Regions from separate parts of the Homo sapiens genome. Here region 2 is linked to region 1. Evidence: chromatin loops called from intact Hi-C (ENCODE). Cell type or tissue: PC-3. All regions are shown on one strand. Links, peaks and the distances in the headings refer to the core of each region. The heading gives the core; the rest is flanking DNA.

The links. Peaks named below come from ENCODE experiments on the same cell type or tissue, not always from the same donor. Only the 100,000 strongest peaks of a DNase experiment are listed, where the experiment ranks them.
Region 2: it touches region 1 in a loop (5-fold over the local background); 1 of 110 quality-filtered maps calls a loop at or near these places.

The regions. Positions count from the first base shown.
Region 1 is chr5:40,155,172-40,165,889 of GRCh38, reverse strand. No RefSeq gene overlaps it. Among named protein-coding and RNA genes, the nearest start is that of LINC00604, 80 kb to the left of the region's middle. In PC-3, for the core only: no CTCF peak of the experiment used is centred there; a DNase peak (open chromatin) is centred at 5,259.
Region 2 is chr5:39,564,303-39,575,020 of GRCh38, reverse strand. It overlaps the pseudogene CFAP53P1. Among named protein-coding and RNA genes, the nearest start is that of LINC02104, 49 kb to the right of the region's middle. In PC-3, for the core only: a CTCF peak has its summit at 4,392 (motif pointing right); a DNase peak (open chromatin) is centred at 4,420.

The DNA.
Region 1 (10,718 bases), core at 2,548-7,547:
GAGGTTGTGGGGAATGTCTGTGGGTGGTCTGGTGATGCAGTGCGTCAAGGGCAGAGGACCCTTAGGCAGGCATTGGTGTCATGGATGCGCATCTGGTATAATGACCGTGACCCAGGTTTTTTTTTGCCCAGCGAATGGCTGTAGCGGCTGCCCAGGTCACGCTCCCCTGACTGGGTTTCCCTTTGATTTCTGCCCCAGGAGTAGCCCTGAGGAGCTAGATTTGTCCCAAGCCTTCTGAACCTAGATTGCCCTACTATTCCAGGAGTTCCAGGCTTTGGGACTCCCTGAGGCAAAAGCTGTGGTATGTCAACAGGCTACAGGCTTCCTGGACTGGTCTTGCAGAGGGAGGGACACCTAGCTCCTGCACTGGCACTGGAACCAGCACCTTACTCTTCTCTGTTCTGAGAGTGGAGGCTCCTTTCCTGCTTGAACTCAGGCCACAGATCTCAGCTCAATGCCCCTGGATGGTGTGCTTGAACCTTAGGGGCATTGAGACCTGCGGCTTTGTCCTCTGGCCTCCTACTGCGGGGAAGGCAGCCAACTGCTCTTAGGCCACTGGTAAAACACTGGTGGGGCAGTGGAGGCTGTGCAGGAGTGGCCAGGTAGGCAGCCTTGGGAGGGGCTGGCAGACAAGGAGGTGCATGGATCAGGTGTGCCCCAGTTCCACAGGAAAGGCAGCCCTGCTATCTCCCAGACTGGCAGTCAGCAGGGGCTAGAGTTATTCAGAGCAAGGTGGAGAGCCCTGGGGTATGGGTGCCTGTGGATGTGTTTGGGGCAGCTGCCCCACAGGAAAAACCTTTGGGGCTCTGTGTAGGTTCAAGTCTCTGGGTAGTTCTCCCTGCCAGTTCAAATGTCTATGGGGATCACGGAATCTCTTGCAGCAAGGATCCCAGAGGTCTGCAGTGGGATATGTGGTGCCCCAGAGTTCCTTCACTCACCGGCCCCTTAGGACATGTTCAGGATTGGGAGCCAGTCTCGGCACTCAGCAACTTCGCGCAGGCTTCCCACCTTCCTCCCTCTTCAACCCCAGTGCCTGTGTCACCTCTCTTTGAGATTGGTTAAAAGTGGAATAGTTTACTTGATATTTTTGTGTCTATCAGGGGAGAGGTGTTTCCTGGCTGTGTCTAGTTGGCCATCTTGTAGGAGATCCCATCCTATAAAGATAATATTCTTTGAGAACTGTTACTTCTAAGTTTCCTGTAAGTCTCATGCTGTGGCCAGTTTCTGAGAGTAGGACTAACTTGGAGAAATTGATTTCTCCACATTGATTATTTTATGATAACCTATAGAAAGGACTAGAATTAAATTAGAATTTATTATAAGTGTTAGTGATTATGTTGCAAAATAGTAGGATGACCACAGCAAAACAATTTTGAATTTCAAACTGAATTCCATTTTCTGTCGATTACGCTCAAGGTAGCAAAAATAATCAGCAAAATGGACCACTTTGCATTCAATAAATATTGATTCATTCCCTTCTGTCTGAAGTTGTATATATTATTTTTACCCAAAACTCCCCAGCTCAGATCTATTTTTCTTTCACTCTAACCCATAAAGGAAAAAATAATAAAAATTTTCCTAAAGAACTGTGTTTATAGCTATGGCAGGTGATTTTCTTTTTCTTGACTCAAGGTATCTGTCTTTAAAAATCAAATCTGAATGTGTGGGTCTAAGTTTGGATTGTGCAAGTATTTTTTATTGGTCCAGTAAGACTCTGGGAAGTCTAACTTTAGATAGGTAGATACATTTTTAAAAATTTCTTCTGTTATGTGTAGTTTCAATATTAAGAGAATTTAAAACTTACGAATTCTACTTTCTAAGACATATTAAACATATATGAGAGTTAGAGGATGAGATATTTTAATCAAATTTTTTAATATGCTTAGAATTTAAATATTATTGACTTTTTAAGGAATTAAAATTTTTACACAGAAACACACTCAGAACACTACCAATCTACTAAACATGAGATAATCCATTTTAATTGTTCAGAAAATGCTTTAACCTTCTACCAGACCTTCTGATATCGCCAAGGATGTTATTTGTCATTGTACTGTAAATATGGAAAAAACACCAATTACAGATTTCCAGCTGAAAGAATTCAATATTGTATTAGTCCATTCACACTGCTATAACAAAATACCAAACAGAGGGTGGCTTATAAGCAACAGAAATGTAGTTCTCATAGTTCTGGAGACAGAAAAGTCTGAAATCAAGACCAAATGGCTTCTGAGGGCACACTTTCTGTTTCATAGATGGCTATCTTGTCACTGTGTTGTTATACGGCAGAAGGGATTTGTGAATTCTCTGGGGTGTCTTTTATAAGAGCATTAATCCAATTTATGTGAGTTCTACTCTCATGACCTGTCACCTCCCAGAGGCACTAACCCCAAATACCATCATGTTGGAGATTAGGTTTCAACATATTCATTTTCAGGGGTCACAAACATTCAGTGTATAGCACAGATTAGCTCTGATTGTACTTTTATACACCACATAAAAAACAAATACATATATTTGTATAAACAGACGAGGAAAAGCAAATGAAGTTTGCATCTGGTTTCATCATCTCAAAAGAAATCTTACAAACTGGTGTTAAATAATTTAACACATAATCAATCCATCAAACAATAAGGGTAATTACTTAAATAGTTGTTGTCATAGAGGGCTTATCATCTCCATAAAATTAGGATTTCTTAAACCGTTGAATCCCTAATATGTTAATGTCCTTATTTCTAATCATCTAGTGATATTTATTCCTGACTTTTGCTTTAGTAGCTTTTTATAATAACACTCCTGAGCATAATTCATTTAACAACAAAAAAGGTATTTGATTCAAATTTTTAAACAACCTACTATAACATCTTTTTCCTAAAAGATGAATGCAAAAGGAGTGTGGTGGACAAAGTGGAAAATCAAATGAAAAAGTAGCAGCTATTCATTTATCCTGTGAGAGCTATGATCTCTTCAGTGCTTTAGGCAAGTAAAACTTTTATCTTCTCTCTTACAATGTTACAAAATGCATGCTACCACTAGCATCAATTTTTGTTTTTTTAAAAAATGTATGAACACATTTATTTTTAAAATTGCTTTTAGCCTGATGCTCTCAATGTTTGGTATCAGTTCAATTTTCATTTTTTCCCCAAAATTGAAAGTAATATTTTTTAAGCAGCATGAAGGTAAAAATAGGCATTTTAATTAAATTATCAGAATGTTGCTTTTGCTTCCTTATGACTGGCCTGGCCATGTAAACTAAGTAAGCCTTGTTGTAACAGAAAGCAGAACTAATTTTGCTATCTCGGAAATTAAGTTAGAATTATTTTCAGTTAAAGCAAAAAGACCTGTACCTTTTCCCGAAAGTGTTAACTTTGCTGTCTTCCTGTGCCATTACAACTCTCTCGGCTGGACGCGGTGGCTCACACCTGTAATCCCAGCACTTTGGGAGGCCGAGGTGGGCGGATCTCCTGAGGTCAGGAGTTTGAGACCAGCCTGGCCAACATGGAGAAACCCCGTCTCTACTAAAAATACAAAAATTAGCCGGGTGTGGTCACACATACCTGTAATCCCAGTACTCGGGAGGCTGAGGCAGGAGAATGGTTTGAACCCAGGAGGCAGAAGTTGCAGTGAGCCGAGATGCTGCCATTGAACTCCAGCCTGGGCAACAGAGCAAGACTGCATCTAAAAAAATTTAAAAAATAAAAAAAAAAAACACTCTCACAAATGAAAAATATTTATGAAGCATGTCTACCTATTGAGAGATTGTTAACAAAAGTCTTGGTCAAATAGTTGTGCAACTTATTTTAATGAAAACTCCATATTCTATTAATGCTGAAGTAATGGAAAGTAATACTCAATTGGACACTTCTTGATGAATTAAGAAGAATGCTTGTCTTACCTTAGCATCATTGTTTACAGTAACAAATGTGGATCCATGGCCTTCTGTCTCTGAGCTCCTTCTATGCAATGATTTCCAGTACTTGGTTTTCCTTTCTACTCACTGCCTTCCTCTCCTGCCTGTGCTGGTGGTTTATTTTACTTGACAGAGCTTTGCATTGGCTACTGCTCTCAAATTCTGGTTTCTCTTGTTCTCCAGTTTTTGCCTATAACGAGAGTCACATCCTAAAGCCCAGCACCACAGCCATGCATTTCACCACTCTGCCTTGTTTCTATTTTCTTCCTCAAAAATATCGTTCTTGTAGCTAAATCCTGAACACCAGGGACAGTCTTTCCACAATATTCTGCCCCTCAAGACTTGAATCTTCTATCTTGGTGCCTTGTTTACCTGATTGGAAACCTTGGTGTCAAATATTGCTTGAATTGTGGCTAGAACTCTGTGGTAAACAAGGAGATGCCCCATCCAGATCCCTTTCAAAGAAGGACTTGCTTTGGCAGCCATCTCCAGCTGTCACTTCCTGCAAGGTCTGCCTCAAATGAACAGAGCTGCTTCATGTGAGGTCATGCCATTCTTGGATCAGTCTTCATGCAGGGAGGTAGTGATAAAATGATCTGACCATTTTGTCTCAAAACAGGACAACTCTGATAAGCAATATTTTCTCCGAGGCTTTCCGCTTGGTAGGCTGAAGATTTGTCAGGTCTGTATCATGCAGTTAGCTTCTCCCTCTGCTCAATCCTCTTCCTTCTCTTTCTTCTTACTGATGCTGAGCCCCAATAAACATATGGTACCTCAAACATCTCAGCATCTGCTACCATAGTGCTTGACCAGCAACAACCTCCTGTGTTCTACAAGATACCCATCCTCTTCAGTGTTCCTCTCCCCACCTCTAGTGAATTGCCACATGCTTACCATTAAGCCTCATTCAGTCTTAATATCTGACAGCAACTGTCCCTAAGACTCTAAGACTTTTTTGGTTTTTAATTTTATTTTACTTATTTATAATTTTTGAGACAGAGTCTCACTCCCAAGCTGAAGTGCAGTGGCGCAATCTTGGTCACTGCAACCTCCGCCTCCAGGGCTCAAGCGATTCCTGTGCCTCAGCCTCCTGAGTAGCTGGGATTACAGATGCACGCCACCACGCCCGGCTAATTGTTTGTATTTTAGCAGAGACGGGGTTTCACCACGTTGCCCAGGGTGATATCGAACTCCTGAGCTCAGGCGATCTGCTCGCCTTGGCCTCTCAAAGTGCTAGGATTACAGGCGTGAGCCACCTCACCAGGCCAAGGCTTTTATTACTGAGTTAGGAAGAAAATGTAAACATACCAGAAGGCTGTGGAAGTGTTAAAGCCAGTGAATCACTTTCCTGGGCAGAGTTACTCCTGTTGTATGAATGAACGCTATGCCACAGGCTCCTATGTGATGGCAACAGAGGGCCTGGATCTTTTATGACATGGACTCTCCTATAAAATGGGCACTGAAACTAAAGCAAACAATGGAAGAAGGATTGGTACCATATAGAGACATTTTTAAAGAAATAACAAGACAAAAAGCCAGACAGAAATTACAATGTAATTCCGTAAATTTACACTGAGTGAAGCTGTGTCTCCTGCCTCCCCTTTTACATCCTCCACCTCTTTTGCCTCTGCCACTCCTGTTAGCAAGACCGATCCCTCCTTTCCTCCTCCTTCTCAGCCTACTCATGTGAAGACAATGAGGATGAAGATCTTATGATGATCCACTTCTACTTAATAAATAGTAAATATAATTTTCTTCTTTTTTTGGGAAAGAACATAGTTCTTTTTATTGTAGATGGTCATTGAAAGTTCTTGAATTGGGGGAGGAGTGCAATCAGATCTGGTTATATGTGAAGGATGGATTGTAGGAGAAATAACTGGAGATAAGATGAGCAGCTAGATGATACTTTAAAGGTATAGGTGAGAGTCAATAAGGATATGAATTAAGCAGTAGAAGTGGAAGGGGCAAAGAAGGGATCAGGAACTTCTGGTTTGAGTTGACGTTTCTCCTACATCTCTTTAAAAATCACCCCAAAGCAGGCCAGGTGCGGTGGCTCATGCCTGTAATCCCAACACTTTGGGAGGCCGAGGCAGGTAGATCACGAGGTCAGGAGATCGAGACCATCCTGGCTAACACGGTGAAAACCCGTCGCTACTAAAAATACAAAAAAGTAGGTGGGCATGGTGGTGGGCACCTGTAGTCCCAACTACTCAGGAGGCTGAGGCAGGAGAATGGTGTGAACTAGGGAGGCGGAGCTTGCAGTGAACAGAGATTGTGCCACTGCACTCCAGCCTGGGCAGCAGAGCAAGACTCCATCTCAAAAAAAAAAAATCACCCCAAAGCAATAAGGAGAACTAGAACAGAATATACACTCCAACTCTGGTGAAACTAGGAAAACATATGCAACCACAAACCACAATATATACAGACAAAACTATACGAGATGTTGGGAATTGATTTAGCAGATCACAGAAAGCTTAAAAAGATGAAAGTTAAGTGTTTGTGGATAGTATACCAGTGAGAAGCAATTTTATGCATTCTGAAGTGCCACAGACAGACCAAAAAACTAGGGACACCAGGTGCTGTGGAAGGTTGTCTCAGTCAGTTTGGGCTGCTCTAACGAAGTTCCATGGACTGCTTGTCTTATAAACAACATAAATTTATTTCCCACAGTTCCAAAGCCTGGAAGTCTGAGATCAGGGTGCCAGCATGGTTGGGTTTTGGTGAGGGCATTCTTCCAGGTTGCAGACTGCCAACTTCTCCTGTATCCTCACATGGTGTGAAGGGAATGAGAAAACTCTCTAAGGTCCCCGTTATAAGGGCACTAATCCCAATCATTAGGGTTCAACACTCATGACTTAGTTACCTCTCAAAGTCCTCACCTGTTAATACCATCGACACTAGGGGTTAGAATTTCAACAAATAAATTTTGAGGGAACAGACACACACATTCAGTCTATAGCAAAGGTGGAAGTGTGGTATAGTTGAAAACAGAGGAATTGGGTGAAAGTCTGCAAAAAAGTCAGTTCGACCTCCAGGCCTCCACCCTGGACATCCAGGTAATTGTCCCTCTCTTACTTTGGCAGGAGAGGAGAGATTTATTCTATGAAGCAGCTGAACCAGACGGCTTCTGAATTCAGAGACACAAGGTATGGCAGAGAGCTTGGATGAAGTAACCAACTCAAAAGAGAGGGGTTACGTGAAAGGCTGCATCCTGAATGATAAGGCACTCAGCTCCCTTTCCCTACCCTAGCAAAGGCCATCTACTACACTTAAATCTCAATGGAAAAGACTGGTGCCTCCTCCTCTGGGGATCACAATGGCCAGGGAGAAAGAGGAAAGGGAATACAAGTGCATGCACACACACATGTATTTTCCCAAGGAAAACATCTATGGGTTGGATTTCAGCAGTATCAAGCCTCACTCAAACACAGAGGGTTTCAGTGTATCAGTCTTAGAAATGAATGCAAAGCGGAGTCTGGATTTTTTAGAAAGTTCTATCACAGAAGAAGCAGAGAGAAAAGAAAAGCTCGAAAAAAAAAAAAAAAACAAGCAAACAAAGAACAGAAGAAAATTTACCTTAAAGCAATAATTAATATCCCCAGAGAGTCAAGGATGCTATAGGAATAGAAGAAGAATTAGAAGAGAATAAGAAAAAGCTCTTATACATTCACAATATAGCAAAAATTAAAAATTTAAAAGAAGAATTGGAACATGAAGTTGATGAAGTCTCACTGAAAGTAAAACACAAAGATATGAATAAGGAGAGAAAAAATAAGGAAAATGGAGAATTCTAATATCAAACTAATAGAGGTTAATTTTCTTAATATTTTCTCTAGCTTTATTGTAAGAAGAAAGTATAAAATACATATAACATACAAAATATGTTTTACTTGACTGCTTATGTTATCCATAAGGCTACCTGTCAACAGTAGGGTATTAGTAGTTAGGTTTTTGGGGAGTTAAAAAGCTATACATGAATCTAGGAATATGCTTTGTAGAACATTTAAAATAATAGCTATCGTTTATGTTATATTACTGTTGTATAGCACCGGCCTAGGCATGCTGTCAAACAAAGTCTATAACATAATTATTTTACATATCAGCAGCACTAGCACACAATATGTAAAGACTATGAAGTGGACAATTCTACTATCGATGCTACAGTCTTGCTATAGCTCCTGAGTTTTAGAGTGTAATCTAGATATAAGAGAGTTTAGAAAGGAAATCCTAATTTTTGAGCTGAAAATCTTAATTTAAACCTGAAATGAGTAATGAGAAATCTCAGAAGTTACAGAATTTAACTCTAAGATTATAAAGAGAGCTTCTTTGAAAAAAGAATCAATAAGGTCTACTATTTGATAGCACAACAGGGTCACTATTGTCAATAATAAATTTATTATACATTTTAAAGTAACTAAAAGAGTATAATTGGGCTGGGCGCGGTGGCTCACGCCTGTAATCCCAGCACTTTGGGAGGCCGAGGCGGGCGGATCACGAGGTCAGGAGATCGAGACCATCCCGGCTAAAACGGTGAAACCCCGTCTCTACTAAAAATACAAAAAATTAGCCGGGCGTAGTGGCGGGCGCCTGTAGTCCCAGCTACTTGGGAGGCTGAGGCAGGAGAATGGCGTGAACCCGGGAGGCGGAGCTTGCAGTGAGCCGAGATCCCGCCACTGCACTCCAGCCTGGGCGACAGAGCGAGACTCCGTCTCAAAAAAAAAAAAAAAAGAGTATAATTGGATTGTTCGTAGAACAAAGGATAAATGCTTGAGGTGATGGATACCCCGTTTACCATGATTTGGTTATTATGCATTGTATGCCTGCATCAATGTATTTTGTGTAACCCGTAAATATATATACCTACTGTGTACCCCAAAAAATTAAAAATTAAAAAAAATAAAATTTGGAAAACCTTCTTTGCTCTTAGGCAGAATAGATTTATAAAATAGCAAAGAAAAACAAGGAAGTTCACTTATTATTTCTGAGTTTTATGCTCATCTGTTTGTAACTCATGACAAATAAACACTATAACTAGTGTTTGCATGAATAGTGCCAAAGCTGGGCCATTAAACAGAATGAAATCAGAATCTGTTGGGTTAAATGTGAGAATAGACAGTAGCACAGACACAAGGGTTCTTAAATCTGATAATGTAATTTGAAGAAAATAAAGATGGACTTGCCAGGCTTCAGGGCAAGTGCATGTCCAAGCTGGAGGGCTGAGCAAGTAGAGTGGTCCTAGTCAATTACATTTTGAGGCATCAGCTGACACTGCCACAGTTAGAACAGTAGCGGGCCAAAGCCAGCTATCCCATTCACATGTAAAGGGCCTATAATAGGGGCTTCCAAAGGGCAAATTAAAATCCATTCTAGTATAAACTCGACAACTCTACATAGCTCTGAGATGTCCAAAGTGAGGAGCAATTGGTGGTGATGAGTGTGCATGTAAGCTACACTGGCAATTTTCAGACCTAGGGAACAGCAAACCTCACCAAGGGCTTTTGGATTGAAGAATAACATAAATTGGTTTAATCTCTGCAGCCTTTGTTAAATACCGAATCAAATTAAACCAGTGAGAACTACGCCAGGCAGGAATTCCTGTTGAATCTTGTTTGGGTCAATCCATCATGGCTACTGAGACACGACAAGCAAAATTTGAATATCATGTCTGCAGTTGCATTCACTTGTTCAGGTGTCACATGGGAAAAGAGACCTGAAGACTTGGTTAGGAGCTGGTTTCAGAAAAACCAAATGGATCTATCAGTAGAATCCACATGTCCTGGCAGAAGGTTAGCAGTGTCTCAAGCCCCAACCTCATTCCTTAAATCTTTTTAAAAAATATATCGATACATAATAGTTGTACATACTTATAGGGTACATGTGGTATTTTGTTACATGCATAGAATGTGTAATGATCAATTCAGGATATTTAGGATATTTATCACCTCGAGCATTTATCATTTCTATGTGTTGGGAATATTTCAAGTCCTCTCCTCTGGTTAACTTAAAATATACAATACATTGTTGTTTACTATAGTTATCCTACTTTTCTACTGAACATTAGAACTTATTCCTTTTATCTAACTATGTTTGTATCCATTAACCAACCTCTTTTCATCCTCTCCTTTCACACACTCTTCACAGACTCTGATAACTATCATTCTACTTTCTACCTCCATGAGATTAACTTTTTAGCTCCCACATATGAGAGAGAACATGTATATTTGACTTTCTGTGCCTGTCTTATTTCACTTAACATAATGACCTTCAGTTCCATCTATGTTGGTGCAAAAGACAGGATTTCATTCTTTTTTAAGGCCGAATAGTATTCCATTGCTTATTTTTACTACATTTTTCTTATCTACTCATCTTTTGATGGACACCTAGGTTGATTCCAAATCTTTGCTATTAAGAATAATGCTGTAACAAGCATGGTGGTGCAGGTATCCCATTGATATATAACTTCCTTTCTTTTGAATAAATACCCAGTAGTGGGATTGGTGGGTTATATGGTAATTTTTCATTTTTAAGAACTCTCTACATTTTTCTTCATAATGGCTATATAAATTTACATTCTCATTTTGTCTTAAATTTTAAATAAGATATATGGGATCTTTCATACCCTATGAGTAGGTAGAAACTAAACCAAATTGAGCTCATCTAGTGAGATCCAGTGTTATTTTAGTGTTAGAATATTTCCAATAGTAGAATTTACTTATTGGTAGAGTTTTAAATGAGTAAGGTGTCAGGATTCCCAGGAATAGTAAGTTAAGATGGTTTTGGGTTTCTCTGAAACATTTTTTTCCCC
Region 2 (10,718 bases), core at 2,244-7,243, 590 kb after region 1:
TTCTTATCCTTTTAATGTCAGTAGAACATGTGGTAATGTTTATTTTTTCATTACTAATATTGATTATTCCTCTCCTCTTTTAATTGACCAATTTAGCTGGAAGTTTCTACATTTTATTGACTTTTCAAAGAATCATTCTTAGTTTATTACCTTTCTCTATTATTTGCTTATTTTCTGTTTCACTGGCTTTCCCTTTGTTACTGAAGGATATTTTCACTGAACATAAAATTCTGGTGTGACAGGTATTTTCTTTTAGCACCTTTAAAATGTGCTAATTACTTCTGGCTTCTATAGGTTCTGATGAAAAATCCACAATTATTTGAATCATTGTTTCTCTATGGGTAATGTGCCATGTTTTTTCCTGGTTGCTTTTGTGTGTGCGTGTGTGTGTGTGTGTGTTTGTGTCTGGCTCTGTTGCCCAGACTCAGTGCAAGCTCCACCTTCTGGGTTCACGCCATTCTTCTGCCTCAGCCTCCCGAGTAGCTGGGACTACAGGTGCCCGCCACCAAGCCCAGCTAGTTTTTTTGTATTTTTAGTAGAAACGGGGTTTCACCATGTTAGCCAGGGTGGTCTCGATCTCCTGACCTCGTGATCCGCCCGCGTCAGCCTCCCAAAGTGCTGGGATTATAAGCGTGAGCCACCGCGCCCGGCCTCCTGGTTGCTTTCAAGAGTTTATCTGTCTTTAATTTTCAGCAGTTTTGTTATTATGACTCTGGGGCTAGAGTTCTTCAGACTTATTTTGTTTGCAGTTCACTTAGCTTCTTAAATTTTTAGGTTTATGTCTTTCATTGTATTTGAGAAGTTTTCAGCCATTATTTTTTCAAATTTTTTTTTCAGCACTATGTTTATTCCCCTCCTCTTCTATAACTCCAATTACATGTATATTATAGCTTTTGTGTACTATCATAGGTCCCTAAGACTTTGTTCTTTCTTTCCTCAAACATTTTTCTTTCTGCTGTTCAGACCGGATAATTTATATTGTTCTATATTCAAGTTTGCTCTTTCTTCTATAATCTCTATTCTACTTTTGAGTCTATTCAGTGAGCTGTTGGGTTTTCTCTTAAATTTTAGATACTATATTTTACAGTTCTAAAATTTTCATTTGGTTCTTCTTTATGTTATTTCTTGCCTGATACTTTCTATTTTAATATTTGTTTCAAGAGTGCCCACAATTACTCATTTGATAATTTTTGTAATAGCTGCTTTAAATTCTTTGTCAGATAATTCCGAGCAGGGGAAGCAAAAAAGTTTTAATTTAGAATGGAGTTTAGAAGGTTGACTCTTACACGATATTGACATTTTAACTGATGGATAAAATTATTCTGATTTTTTTAAGTGACTAGAGAATACTGTTTTTATCTGAGAATGACCAATATTAGACCTGTCTTAGATTTCATTTGGAGGCAGAGGAATGAATAGTGTTTTCTTACTGTACCCTATAGGTTTCTGATAATTTTACACATCAATTACATATATGTGATTTATCACTTATCTTTCTCCCTGACATACTTTATTCTTCCTCAACGTAAAATCAAATGCTGATTTAATTTTTGTTGAAGTTTTACAGTAACATTTTCAAAGAATGTGTATGGGTTGTTTACTTACTAGGTCCTTGTAGATCTCAGAATGTCACATCTTCACCCCAATTCATAAACAAAGCCTGAGAACAGGATTCTAGAATCACAGCTCTTTTCACTCAAAAGTCCATAATATCACTTCATTGTCTTCTATTTTACTGTATTGCAGATAAAAAGATCGATAGTGTTGTCAATATTTTCTTTGTAACTTGTTTTCTCTGTCTGGAAGCTTAATAAGAAGTACTACTGATCGTACAGGTCTGTTAAGCACCCTAGAATGTGGCCAGAAGTATTTCTTTTTTCTTTAAACACCTCCAGCACTTACATGGTCTTTATCATCTAAAAACTCAAGTCTTCATCCAGCTCACAGGGATTTTTTAATATTAATTCTTTGATTTTTGTTATTCCTCTTTTTCTTTCTCTCCTTCTGAAAGTCTTACTAATTGAAATGGTTTATTTCATGAGTGTATACTACCCTGTCATTTTTCATTTCTAATTTTCACTTATTTTTTCTTCTGTTTACTGCTATGATTCCTTACACTAACATTTTGGGTCATTGCTGACAATATTCAGCAGTGTCTATCCTGTTTTTCACAATCTTCATTTTTAAATGTTACATTTCTTGCTTCAAATTTACAGTCTTTTGTGTTTTAAGGTTTTTTAATATGATTTCTGCTACTAAATTCAAAATCCAGCTTGAGGAAAGTCATCTGTCCTAATCATTTAGAGGGATGGCTCTCTTTCAGCCTGCTCACACCTGTTAAAAGTAAGTATTCCATCAACACTGAAGAAAGATAAAATAAGCTAGCCTCGGAAGAAAATGAGTATTTTACTGAATGAAATGCAATTGAAAGAAGCAATAATGGAGGAGAAAAACAAGATAGACTGAGAGAGAAAGCCAGATCATTAAAACAGAAGGAAAACAGGGATACAATTTTGTGGATGAAAAGCTAGACAGTGATTCAGGGCATGCCGCAAGCAGCTCTGTGGTCAATTGCTTTGTATCCATCAAAAGACAAGTGAAGAGCAGAAAGCAGAGGTAGAATTTAATGAAAAGCTGAAGAGGCAGAAACTGGTGAAAGAGAAGATGTTCTCAGAATTCCGAGCAGAAGACTAATCAGCCAAGGAAACATGAGAAACTCAAGAGCTTCAGGAAGAGCTGGAGGAGAACACGCAACTGGGTCAGAATGCCCAGGTCACCAGCATCCAGGTGCAAAAGCAGGTAGTGCAACAGCTAGAGGAAGAGGAGGCGCACCTTATGGAAATAGAAAATGCACAGATTAAACTTGAGAATGAACAGGATAAGCTGTAAAAAGAGGAGACAAAGCAGAAAATTGAAACCGTCTTGCAAAAAGTCTTCCAAGAGAAGGTGGAACGTATTTGACAGAAATACAGAAAAGAGCAGGACTTGAACATGAATTTTGTGGAAGGGCCCTTCAAGACTTACAGGAAGAAGCTGATTAAAAAAGAACAAAGGTGAGACAGGAGAAGGAAACAGAAGAAATCATTAGACAAAATAGTAGAGGCAGAGAAGGAAAAAAAAAGTTGGCCAAGGACAGGAAGGTAAGATTCGAAAAGGAGGCAAGGAAACAACTTGTGAATGAGGTTATGTGTACAGGAAAAGTTCAAGTTCAAGAAACATTGCAAAGAAAAGCAAAATAATAGAAAAGATATGCTATGGAACAGGATTGCATAAATGAAGGTTTTAAAGAACTTAAGGATGAAGAGGAGAATTTTGGAGATGCAGTGGTTTAGCTTAGGAGTATAAGAGACAACTGCAAACGCAAATATTCCACCAGCAGCAGGCCCGGGAAGCAGAGAAGAAAGAGGAACACTGAGTGTTTGAAGCAGGGATAACAGCAAACAGGATTTGCCAGGACAAAATTCAGGAGATACCAAGCACCTATCAAGTGCTATCCAGAAATACTCATTTTATGTGGGAAGTATGCCCTAATAGGCTTCCAGCATAGTTTCTTGAACATTAATATATTTTTCCTCATCCTGGTGTGGTCCCACAGGCTGTCTGGTACTATTATTATTAGGAGGGAGATACCTTAGAATTGGCAGGCCTATCTCCCAGGCAATTGTAAATTGTCAGACAAAGAAGATATGTTTCATTTTGTTGATGACAACAAGCCAACCAGCTGCAATCCTGGAATTAATGGATGGGGAGAGGAGTCACAAGATTCTCGGGCTCCTCCCAGATCTTGAGATAAAAGAAAGGTTCACCTCAGCATGTCACAACTCTTTAGACTATGGAAGACCCTCCTAGGGTCACTGAGGTGCTGGCCTGGGCAGCTGGTTGACCTTCTCAAGCATCTGGAGTATCCTTGGATTTTCCACCAGGCTCCCCCAGATGTACTGGTCTCTTGTCAGGTCTAGGATGTTTCAGCTCCCCTATCCCAGAGCCTTATAAGGAAAATCATTTCGCTGCTCCTAGACTGTCTCAGGAGCACTTGGAGCTTTGGTTTGCAGATAGGATCTCCTCTCTTTTCTGACTCTATGATTGGCAAACAACTCCTTTCCTCTTTTCTGCCCCAAGCATATGCAAACTGACACATCTGCCCAGTGATGACCTTAGGAGAAGAAAGGAGTCAAGCACCTATACTTAGGTTTGAAAACTATTTATTAGATTTTTGATTTTATAAAGTTTTACTTCTTTCTCATTACATTATAAGCTCTTTGAGACTAGGCACTTTATCTTTTAATTCTCTCTTATCCACTTTTATCATGCTAGTCAGTTAAAATTTGAAATTCAATAAATATCTTCTGCTCCCAAAATTCACATTAGAACACTTTTACAAACAATTCCAAGTGATACCGCTAGATGGAGGACTTGATATAGTTCCTCCGCCTAAGAAAAGCAAAGCAAAACTCTTATGAGGTGACTCTGAGATTTCCAGATCTGAATTTTTATTGCATGTTAAATTTAGTAAGGATCCCCTCATTTGAAAGAGGTAGGTAAAATTCTCACTTAGGCCTTAAGAAATTGTTCTATGAGTGAAGGAGAGAACGAGTAACTTCCCAGCCCACACCTCACAGCATTAGCAAAGTAAAATGTTTATTTCAGAAAGTGAGAATAGATATCAGGAAGGGGTGGCGGGGTGGGGAGAAGACACTATGCTTAAAAAAAATAGGTTCTTCCTCCAAGAGTTTATCATCTGGGGTTTTTATTTAAAGTTTTTCTCAGATGCTATTTTGCTATTTGTTAAATGCCATTAAAAGAGAGAGAGAGAGACAGTAAGAGGGAGAGAGAGACAAAAGTCAGTCCCTATTCTGCCTCCAGGAAGTGCTGGGAAACTTGCAATGCTTCATTGACCTTGGCTGTCCACCTTATTCCACTGAAATAGCCAGGTGATTTTCTCTAAGTGTAAATGCCTGGAACTCTTTTGTGGATGCTAATAGGTAAGAGGAAACTGCTCACTGTGACCACTTTTCAAGGGTCAAAAGTCAACGTTCACATTAGCTTTGTTAAAATACAGTCTGGTGACTTGCTCAATCCAGTATGATGTTGGTTCGTCTTTAGTACTACCCTCGGAGGAAGGTGGAAGAATTAAAAAGAATCCAAGAGGAATTCTTTTTAATCAGTTTTTAAAATTGCCTTCATTCGACACTGAACAGAAACTCAGAGAACTTCAATACATGCTTCATTTTGGAGCAAAAAGATATAGTGACTCAGATTAAATGAAAGTATGTCTTAGATTATCTAACCAAGTAAACAGTATTTGGTTTTGTAAATAAAGCAGTTTGTGAGAGACATACTGACCTATAAGTAGGAGTGATATCCCTTGGTGCAGTTCTCCTGGTTAACCAGGTTTTACAAGCACAGGTTGGCCATGCTTCTTTCTGCAGTTGTCTGCAACCTGGACTTGCCCAAAGCATGGAATCGTATTCACTGGTAAAGACACTAGTTAGGTAGCCACAAGAATATAGTCAGTTTAAATGAGCATTTTTGGCTGGCTGGGCTAGGATGGGACACTGATGCTTCCAGAATTCCCACTATGAGATTGCTTATTGTTGTGCCTTTTCTTGGAAAGAAGAGGCAGGACTGGTGGTTTGTCTGAGACCCTTAGACTACAGGAGGAGTGCTAGAACCTGCCAGAACTGGGTTTCATTCACTCATCCCAAAGAAGATTTTTGGAACAGAATCAGAAGCAGCTAGACCTACTCAACAGAGACTTAGAAAGACCAGAGCTTTTAAAGCTCAGGCAGCAAAGTATGGTAGAGAATTTGGGAGAAGGCTGTTCACTATGTCCCCAAATCAGCAATAATATATGCTGATTACCTGATTGAAACTTTTGGAGATGTCTGGAGACAGAAAGGCATGAGTGTCTTCCTGGGTGATTGGCAGTGACGGTGGTTCCTTTTTCTCAGTCAGCTTTGTGGACAGCTGCTGTGCACAAGCAAGTGAGGAAAATAGAGGAGACGCCACGCCATGTCCAGAAAATGGCCTACTTATGCTCCCTGCATACGTTTTGCCAATTCCTGACAATGGTCACCTTTCTTTCTTGAGTTAATAGGCAAAATAATACATTATTTGTTGAGAACATTCCTTGCGCCAGTCACTTGACATAGATTATTTTTATTTAACTTCACAGTAATCCTATGAAATGCTAATATTACTCCATTTTACAGGTGAGAAAACAGTCCCAGGGAAGGTAAGTACCCAAGGTCCCACAGCTAATAAAAAGTAGCACTAGGATTTAAGCCCAAGCAGTTTGACTCAAAAACTTATGACTGTATCCACTATAATTGACTAATTCCCAAAGTAAAATCCCTCATTTATATCAATGGGTGTTGGATGGAAATGTTATTCTAACCATATCAGATAGTCAAAACAAATAAACAAACAAAAACAAACAAAAAACCACATGTTACAGAAGCAAAGGTATAAGTAGCACAGAGGACAAGATGATTAACTCTGTTCAAGGTAATTTAGGTACCTCGTCAAGGACATACCTGCAAGAAAATGAATGAGATGTGTGTCAGACACATAGGACTAGAGAAGAGGGTCCAGGCAGAAGGAGCAGCGTGTGCAAAGGCCAGCAGCACTGAATAGCATGAAGTGTTTGTGTAACTGGCAGCAGAATGGTTTAGTTGGAATGTAAGCCATAGGCAAGGAAATAAAGCTGGCCAATTAGGCAAGATTTAGATCTGATCACATGGGGCTTCAGTGTGATGTATTCTCAGAGGTTTGGAGGTTTTATCCTATGGATGACACCAACTAACTGAAAGATTCTAGGCTTGTGATGTGTGAGTGCTGGTGGTGGTGGCATAGGTTGCTGTAGCAAGGCTAAGAAACTGAAAACAGAAATCCACTATATTATTTTCCACAAGAGAGTCACTCCCCTTAATTTTAACATAAAGCAGTTAGGGCCATCTCAGAGGAACTCATGCAGGCAGAGGGCATTAAGTGAAAAGAGCAAGTTACCTGTAACAGCCCACACATTTCCCTCCGAGGTACTAAACATAGAAGAGAATGTTTTCTACTTAATTTGCTATTGCTACATTCCTTCCTCTACCTTATTTCAAGTAATTTAGAGCATCTCAGTTGTCTCCTTTTTCAAGCTACTTGTCTGTGGTGCAATCAAAACACATTTCTCAGTATTTATCTGCACAATTCATGGTTTCAATCAAGTGTTGACTTCTTTGATACAAGTAAGTTGATAACCTTGGAAACCTTTGCACTGATTGTAAATAGGGAGCTGAAGTCTCTTTACCACTAACAGGTCAGTACTGTTTGTTTCACACTAATAAATGTACATGTACATATAGATATATATGTGTATCTATATATACATGCATACATATATATAGATATGTATGTATATATACAGGTATATATACATACACAGACATATATACACATATATATTGACTTAATTTTTAAACTTTACTCCTACAAATTTAAGGGAAATACTGTTAATGTTTTAAATTTTATCCTGTGCATTAGCAATACCTGATCGACAGAGTTGTTTTAAGGCTTAAATAATAATAACATATAATGTACTTAACACAGCCTAACCAAAGCAGACACTTGCTCATAACTCCACCCTCCTCACTTCTAGCAGATTAGAAATGGACATCATAAATTTCATACTATATTTGACTGGACAGTATCAGGCAAAAAATAGAAGTCTACTTCAAACTATCTTAAATAAAAAAGGAACTTTTTTGGCTTTTGTAAAAGGAAGTTCAGAAATGGCTAAAGCCAGGTCCTGGATTGGATTAAATATATCAAATCTTTCATTCTCCTCCCTCCTCTTCTTTCTTTTCTTCCTTCCTTCCTCTTCCTTCCTCAGTACTGGCTAGATACTCAGGAAGCTTATCCTCAAGAGTGGCTAGGATGGCTGCCAGCAGCTCTAGACTTAAACTTCACCAGCTAAGCAATTTCAAAATAGAAAACATTTCTTTCCAATAGCTTCATCAAGAATATCCCAAAAGGCTGGCATAACCTAAAAGAAATAGAAATCCTGAAAATCATTAGAAAATTATAATCACAATGGGTACATTATGCCTAGAATACTGCATGGAATTCTGGTAAATTCAAATCAGGAAAAAGAAAGCTGACAAATATTCAACTAAAGGCAATTACTCTGACCCAGAGTATAAAGAAGTTTCCATATTGGGCCATGAAATAAAGATTTGACTCAAACCCAGAAAAATAAGGGCCTGAAGCTTGCACATAACAAGCCTGGGCATAGGAGAATAAATAAGGAAAAAAAAAAAAAAGGCATCTTAGCCTCTTGGGAATATGACCTGGCAAATTGGTAGTGTGTTTGTAAGAAGAAAATGTGTTCTTATTGTTCATCTCCCACTTATGAGTGAGAAAATGTGGTGTTTTGTTTTCTACACATACCGGGGCCTGTCGGGGAGTGGGGGGCAAAGGGAGGGAGAGCATTAGGACAAATACCTAATACATGTGGGCTTAAAACCTAGATGACAGATTGATAGGTGCAGCAAACCACCACAGCACATGCATATCTACGTAACAAGCCTGCACATTCTGCACATGTATCCCAGAACTTAAAGTAAAACAAAAAATAAAAAAAGAATATTCAGTCAAATTTGTCTATCTGCACAAAAAAATAAAAATAAAAATAAGTACATTTTTTAAAAAAGAAAATGTGTGCCTTCCTCCAGACAGACATAGCCGTGTTCCAGAGAGAGGGCTCAGCCAGGAGACTTGGGATGGACTTCAGCCTTTCATTGCGCCCTTGTTCAGCCACCTTTGGAGAGGCACTACCTACATAAACATAGCCAGCTGCTCTGGCTAAGAGAACATACAACACATCATCCGGTACTTGCTTTATGAATTAGTGAGTTTAAATACAAACCAATTTTCATTGCCAAACCCTTGATTATTAGAACTAGGTGAGCATACATTGTTATAAATATATGTAAGTTTCTGGCAAATTTTTACTTTCCACAACAGATGGGAGTAAACTTGCAGAATATATTTTCTTGATATGGTACATGCTAACATATTAAATAGTTTGAAAAGAATTAAGATTAATAAACTCAAGCAGCTACAGGGGTATGTATCTAGTTTGACATAAAATGGGTTATTATGTTTTTGCATATGAACATAACTTCATAAACTCACCAAAAGTTGAGTGGGAGTCCAATGTAACTCACCTGTGATGACAGATGACATCACAGTGATCAGATCCTTCTATACATTTTTTGGTATTGTCATCAGGACCATTGCTTTGACCCATTGTATCCAAAGTGAGTTATTTATACCCCTGTAAGTACCTAGAGGATTACTGGTGGTACACAGAAGGGGTGGAGGTAGTCTATGACTTGCAGGCACTTGGGCCAGGTGAAAGGAAGAAAAGAGGAGGAAGAAGACGGGGAGAGCAATGGTGATGGTCCATTTTCCTCTTGTTAACCACACTCACATATACAACTATGTGTTGGACTCTCCCACCTAAAATACTACTAAAGGGTTTCCAAGACACAGCTGGAACAATAGGGGTAGGTATCTCCAGAAATGAGGCACTCTTCAAGCAGCCGTCAGCCACATCACCTGAGGAAAGTCCATCCCAAGACAGGGCCCCATTGAAAGGATTCAGCTGTACATCCCTTAGACAGTTTAAAACAGGAATATGGTTCCTAATTCTGACTCAGCTGCCACCAACACATGGAAATCAGAGGTTACAAGCACAGACTTGGATTCAAGTCTGCATTTTGGATTTTTTGTTTGTTTGTTTTTGTTTTTTTGTTTTTTTTTTTTTTTTTTGGTCTCACTCTGTCACCCAGGCTGGAGTACAGTGGCACGATCTCAGCTTACTGCAACCTCTGCCACCCAGGTTCAAGTGATTCTCCTGCCTCAGCCTCCTGAGTAGCTGGGATTACAGGCACCTACCACTGCACTTGGCTAATTTTTGTATTTTTTTTTTTTTTAGTAGAAACGGGGTTTCACCATATTGGCCAGGCTGGTCTTGAACTCCTGACCTCGTGATCCACCCGCCTCGGCCTCCCAAAGTGCTGGGATTACAGGCGTGAGCCACTGTGCCTGGCCCAAGTCTGCATTCTTTTACCTTCTAGTTATCTGCCCTTATTCTTTGTTGTAAATGGGAGATAGTAAGAGTACCTACCTTTATATGGATGCTGTGGGAAATAATTTAATAAAGTTGATAAAGCATGAAGCACAGTAGCTAGCACTCAGTAAATACCTAATAAACAGTAGCTGTTAATATTATTGTACAGTAAATCTAGGGTCCTTGGAAGGAGTTCTCTAACTTCATTTAACGAATATTCAACCAGCAAATATTGAAAACCTTGCTAGAGCTGAACAACTAAATTATGTTAGCATTTCAGAAACCTGCTGACAATATCCTGAACATCATAAAAAGACACATTAATGACTTCATAAAATGTCTTCAAAAGTATTTTTCTCAACTGGATGACAACAGTGAAGCAGAAAGAAAACTTGTTCTAATCAGTCGTGGGGCCCTACTGAGGAACTTGACAGCTTCAGAAGAACCCATTCTAGAAGTCATGTCAGACAGGTTTTTTTTTAATCCAAAACTTTTACAAATGTATGCAAATTAGAAATTGATTTTCAGCACACAATTCTATTAAAGACAACTGCGATAGTAGTCAGGTAAGCTGATCTATGCTGCTGTAAGAAAT